2 separate regions of the Homo sapiens genome follow, and region 2 is linked to region 1. A link is an interaction called in ENCODE POLR2A ChIA-PET data of the cell type or tissue named here. Cell type or tissue: HepG2. All regions are shown on one strand. Each heading gives the region's core, and the rest is flanking DNA. Links, peaks and the distances in the headings are about the cores only. Region 1 has its middle 18 kb from the start of PTP4A2. Region 2 has its middle 40 kb from the start of SPOCD1.

Evidence for each region. ChIA-PET counts read pairs that join two places held together with the same protein. Peaks named below come from ENCODE experiments on the same cell type or tissue, not always from the same donor. Only the 100,000 strongest peaks of a DNase experiment are listed, where the experiment ranks them.
Region 2: POLR2A ChIA-PET joins it to region 1 with 16 read pairs; 13 of 35 experiments call an interaction of 5 or more read pairs at or near these places.

The regions. Positions count from the first base shown.
Region 1 is chr1:31,954,703-31,957,609 of GRCh38, forward strand. No RefSeq gene overlaps it. Among named protein-coding and RNA genes, the nearest start is that of PTP4A2, 18 kb to the left of the region's middle. RefSeq lists enhancers at 1-339, 340-1,116, 1,117-1,894, 1,124-1,731, 1,319-1,878 and 1 more. In HepG2, for the core only: a CTCF peak has its summit at 1,527 (motif pointing left); DNase peaks (open chromatin) are centred at 219 and 1,429.
Region 2 is chr1:31,854,182-31,857,088 of GRCh38, forward strand. No RefSeq gene overlaps it. Among named protein-coding and RNA genes, the nearest start is that of SPOCD1, 40 kb to the left of the region's middle. In HepG2, for the core only: no CTCF peak of the experiment used is centred there; a DNase peak (open chromatin) is centred at 1,430.

The sequences.
Region 1 (2,907 bases), core at 200-2,699:
GGTCTGTGTTCCTTCCATAGCATCCCCCTTTTCCCCTCAGCCAAATGAAGCGGAGAGGGCTTGGGCCTGACCCAGTGGCCTGCCCACGTGGCTCCCCTGGAGACCGAGGTAGGGGAAAAGGCAGAGAGTGCGTCAGTCCTGATGCAATCACAGGCTTAGTGCTTGGCTCACTTCCTCCTCTTTGGGTGTTTACGGGAGCCTGGATTCCACAGGAACCCTTGGAAGTGTGCACTGACAACAGAGTAGGGGGCAGACAGCATACAAAATTATCCCTGCTTCAGGGACAGTTCAGGAAGAAAGTGATACTGTGCCTGCCTGGGCCTCACATGCCCTGAGCTCAGGGACACGGGAAAGAGATACCAGGTGTCAAATCAGAGGCAGGGGAGGCAGGCAGGGAGGAAGGAGCCAGGACAGGGGACAAACCACTAGCTGCTGCCAGGGCCAGCTTCCAGACACAGCTCAGGGAGGCTGTGAATAGGCCCTTTATCTAAGCTGAAGTGGGGGAAAGGAATCACAGAAGGGGGTCTCAGGTGATAAGGAGCCTCAGAACAAGCTCAGGGGATCTTGTCCCTTCCTTCTCAGCAGAAATCCTAGCAGGGGAGAAGCTTCTTTTTAAGGATTTTGTTTTCCAGCCATTTGCCCAGGATCTTCATTTGGGAGGCCCCTCCTCAATCCCACAGGCCTTACTGGGTCACCTAGAGAGGTCCTAAGAGGTGCGGTGTTGCACAGTGGTTAAGGACATGGGCTTTTGGCAGTCAAGTCTTAGCTCTTCCAGTGACTGGCTGGATACCCCAGGCAAGTCATTTCACCTAACTCTCAACTCCCTACGTCAAACAAGGATAATAACAAGTAGTCAACCCCAGAGATAAAGCCGGGAGGCCCATAGAACATTGCCTGGCAATGGTAAAAGCACTCAATAACTGTTAGATATTGTTATTTTTATTAAGAATAAAGGAGCCGGGCATGGTGGCTCATGCCTGTAATCCCAGCACTTTGGGAGGCCGAGGTGGGCAGATCGCCTGAGGTCAAGAGTTCGAGACCAGCCTGACCAACATGGAGAAACCCTGTCTCTACTAAAAATACAAAATTAGCCAGGTATGGTGGCACATGCCTGTAATCCCAGCTATTTAGGAGGCTGAGGCAGGAGAATCGCTTGAACCCAGGAGGCAGCGATTGCCGTGAGCCGAGATTGCGCCATTGTACTCCAGCCTGGGCAACAAGAGCGAAACTCCATCTCATAAATAAATAAATAAATAAATAAATAAATAAAGGCTTGGAGAGCCATTTTTTTCTCTCTCTCTCTGAAGCTGGGGCCCAATTGTCCTTCTTCCTTCAATATCTAATGACTGTTTCCCAGCTATCAGAAAGGAATCCAACTTCCCCTCCCCCAGAGCTGTGAAACTGAGTAGCAAAGCTTGCTCAAGCTCCTGAGTCATTCAGCAAAACCAGCCCAAGATAATCAGTGGATCAAGGAAACTAGATGCAGAGTGGGGAAAACCCAGCCGCAAAGCTGGGGCCTTCTCGCAGGGCAGTTCCCTCTGCTGGCCCCTCTGGTGAGCTTTCACTTCAGGTTCACAAACAAGACAGCATCTTCCCAGGCCCTCCTGAACCCAGAATAAGGCCTTAGCTACTCCTGGGTCTCTCAACAGCAGCCAGGCCTTTCTCTGGAATCTTGTTTGACACAAACTTTTTGCCTTTGGACAAACTCTCTCCTTCCCTCCGTATCCCAGGCCTCAGGAGAGTCGAAACCCTGACTCCCATTCTCACTGTCCACTCATTTCTCAGTCCCTGTCATTTGACTTCTGCCCAGCCACTGAACTGTCTGTCATCACACTCAGTGATGATCTTTTCATCACCAAATCCAAAGACTTTTTCCAGGCCTTTCCTACTTGCCTCTTCTAAACAGTCAGCGCTGTCGACCACTTTCTTTCTTTCTTTTTTTTTTTTTCTGAGACGGAGTTTCACTCTTGTTGTCCAGGCTGGAGTGTACTGGCGTGATCTCGGCTCACTGCAACATCCGCCTCCCAGGTTCAAGTGATTCTCCTGCCTCAGCCTCCTGAGTAGCTGGGATTACAGGCGCATGTGCCACCACACCCGGCTAATTTTTGTATTTTTAGTAGAGACAGGGTTTCACCATGCTGGACAGGCTGGTCTCGAACTCCTGACCTCAGGTGATCCACCCACCTCAGCCTCCCAAAGTGCTGGGATTATAGGCGTGAGCCACCGTGCCCAGCCTGTTTTGTTTTTTTGAGAGGGAGTCTCACTCTGTCGCCCAGGCTGGAGTACAGTGGCGAGATCACAGCTTGCGGCAACCTCCACCTCCCGGGTTCAAGCAATTCTCCTGTCTCAGCCTCCTGGGTAGCTAAAATTACAGGCGCCCACCACCACGCCGGCTAATTTTTGTACTTTTAGTAGAGACGATGTTGCACCATGTTGACCAGGCTGGTCTCAAACTCCTGACCTCAAGTGATCCACCCACCTCGGCCTCCCAAAGTGTTGGGATTACAGGTGTGAGCCACCGTGCCTGGCTTCTTTTCTTTCATACTTATTTGTTTATTTTTTTTTTTTTGAGATGTTGTTTCATTCTTGTTGCCCAGGCTGGAGTGCAATGGCGCGATCTCTGCTCACTGCAACCTCCACCTCCCGGGTTCAAGTGATTCTCCTGCCTCAGCCTCCCAAGTAGCTGGGACTACAGGCATGTGCCGCCACACCCAGCTAAGTTTGTATTTTTAGTAGAGACGGGGTTTCTCCATGTTGGTCAGGCTGGTCTCAAAGTCCTGACCTCAGATGATCTGCCCACCTCGGCCTCCCAAAGTGCTGGGATTACAGGCATGAGCCACCGCGCCCGGGCTTGTATTTAATTTTTTTAAATAGAAACGGGGTCTCCCTATGTTGCCAGGCTGGTCT
Region 2 (2,907 bases), core at 248-2,747, 100 kb before region 1:
TGCAGAGGTTGCAGTGAGCCGAGAACACGCTATTACACTCCAGCCTGGGCGACAGAGAGAGACCCTGTCTCAAAAAAATAGGCCGGTTGCAGTGGCTCATGCCTGTAATTCCAACACTTTGGGAGACCGAGGCGGATGGATCACCTGAGGTCAGGAGTTCGAGACCAGCTTGACCAACATGGAGAAATCCCATCTCTACTAAAAATACAAAATTAGCCGGGCATGGTGCACATGCCTGTAATCCCAGCTACTCAGGAGGCTGAGGCAGGAAGATCACGAACCTGGGAGGCGGAGGTTGCGGTGAGCTGAGATCGCACCATTGCACTCCAGCCTGGGCAACAAGAGAAAACTCCGTCTCAATAAATAAACAAATAAATAAATAATAAATAAATAAGGGCTCCACCTGCATGAATGGGAGTAGTGCCCTTATAAAAGGTCTCAAGGGAACTAGCTAGGCTCTTTTGCCCTTCTGTCGCTTCCGCCATGGGAGGACACAGCGTTCGTCCCCTCTGGAGGATACAGCAACGAGGCACCCTCTTAGAAGCAGGGACCAGCCCGTCACCAGACACTGAACCTGCCAGCACCTTGATCTTTAACTTCCAGCCTGCAAAACTGTGAGAAATCGATTTCTGTTCCTTACAAATGATCCAGTCTCAGGTATTTTGTTAAAGCAGCATGAACACACTAAGACATTGTCCACACAACCAGAAAGGGATCCACTGGCAACCTCAGAGGCAGCTCGCCGACAGCCCACCCTTCATTCCCTTGTGAAACATAAGAACGAGGACTGGCCTATCCTGTTCATTATAACAGTAATAATCAGAACAACAATAATAAAAACCATAGACTGCTTGTCCAGCTTCAGTTGCAGGGTCAGTCGTTACAGTGTCTGAAGGATGCAGTCTGGGGCCCTGCCTAGGTTGGGGCACGCTCCTCCACTTCATGGCTGAGGCAACTGGGGCACCGTGATTGATAACTCCACCCAGGTCACGTGGCGCTGGGGGCAGTTACCCAAGGAGCCATAAGCCTATGGATGATCACCGTGCCCTGCAGGCACTCCAGCACTTTCAGACGATGAAAACGGGAAGATTTCCCAATCTGTTCCATACTCTACTGGTTCCTTCTCATTTTCATTGCCTGACTTGAGGCATGATGAACCATGACCTCAAGTCAAACAAGGCCACAAGGCTAAAATTTAACTGGATACCATCTCCAATGTCATTCATACGACATTTAACACATACTTGTGGAGCACCCACCTTGCTCTGGGCACTGGGGAATCAGAAAGGGACAAAGAGAATATCCAACAAGACCTGTCTTCGTGGTGCTCACTTTCTGTCCATGGAGTTGTGGGGCCCCAAGAACGTGACAGAATGAAAGATCCAATCCAGTTCAAAGGTCTTTGTTGTAAAATGAAATACCATGTTTACATATCTTAGGAGACAAAGAAATGTGAAACCTAGCCCCAGTCTGAGTAGGAGTGCAGCCTTCTCAGAGCAAAGAGAATAATTAGATCATGTGAGTCACTGGAATCCAGGAAGCAGCCTACATGAGGCTCCCATTTTGTAAGTTTCAAGAAAGCAATTTGAAGTAGCGGCTAAGTGCAAGGATTCTTAGTTCAACTCTCAGCTCCACTACTTATTGGCTGGGTGATCTGATTAAGTTTGTTACCTTCTTTGTACCTCAGCTTCTGGGGCCAGGCCCCAGACTACGTCCTTCAGATGCTGTAAAAGTGATAAAAATTATATTTATCTCGTGGATTACACATATAAGAAAGTGTTTATTGAGTGCCTACCAAATGCAAGCATTATTCTAGGCATTTGGTAGACATCAGAGAACAAAACAAAGATCTTGACCTCTCGCAGGGGGAGACAAACAGTGAATGCAATAAGCAAGCAAATATATGTATTTCTGGAGATGATAGGTGCTGTGGAAAAAGGAAAAAATAAAGCAGAGAAAGACGGAGAAAGAGGGGAGGGAGGGCTTGCTAGATTCCTAGAGTTGTCAGAGTTGGCTTCATTGAGATGGTGAGATTTGAGTGGGAACTTAAAGGAGGTGAGTGAGTGAGTCAAAGCAGATATCTGGGGAAAAAGCTCTCCCAGCAGAAGGAACAAACAGCTAGTGCAAAGGCCCTGCGGCAAGAGCTTGTCAGGGAGTGTTGGAGAAAAAACAAGAAAACCAGATGGCTGCAGCTGAGGAGGGGAGAAAGGAGTAAGAAAAGGAATCAGGGTCGGGTGCGGTGGCTCACACCTGTAATCTCAGCACTTTGGGAGGCCGAGGTAGGTGGATCACAAGGTCAGGAGTTCGAGACCAGCCTGACCAACATGATGAACCCTTGTTTCTACTTAAAATACAAAAATTAGTCGGATGTGGTGGCATGCACCTGTAATCCCAGCTACTCAGGAGCCTGAAGCAAAAGAATCACTTGAACCGGGGAGGCAGAGGTTGCAGTGAGCCGAGATCACGCCATTGCACTCCAGCCTGGGTGACAGAGAGAGACTCCATCTAAAAAAAAAAAAAAAAAAAAAAAAAAGGAAAGGAATCAGATGGTGGCAAGCCCTGGAGGGCAATGAAAGGACTTTGGCTTTTACTCTGAATGATATGGGAGCCACCAAAGGTTTTGAGCAGAGGAGGGACATGATCTGATCACATATTAAAAGAATCCCTCTGGATTCTGTGTTGAGACTAGAAGATAAGTGAACAAGGTGGACGCAGGAAGAACAGTCAGGAAATGCAATGGCTATTGCAGCAATCCATGCGAGAGATCGCAGTGGTTCAGACAAAGGCAGTAACAGCGGAGGTGGTAAGAAATGGCCAGATTCTGGATGTATTTTGATGGTAGAACCAACAGAATTTCCCAACTGGAATATGGGGTGTGAGGAAGAGAGGGGAGTCATCCGTTTTTGG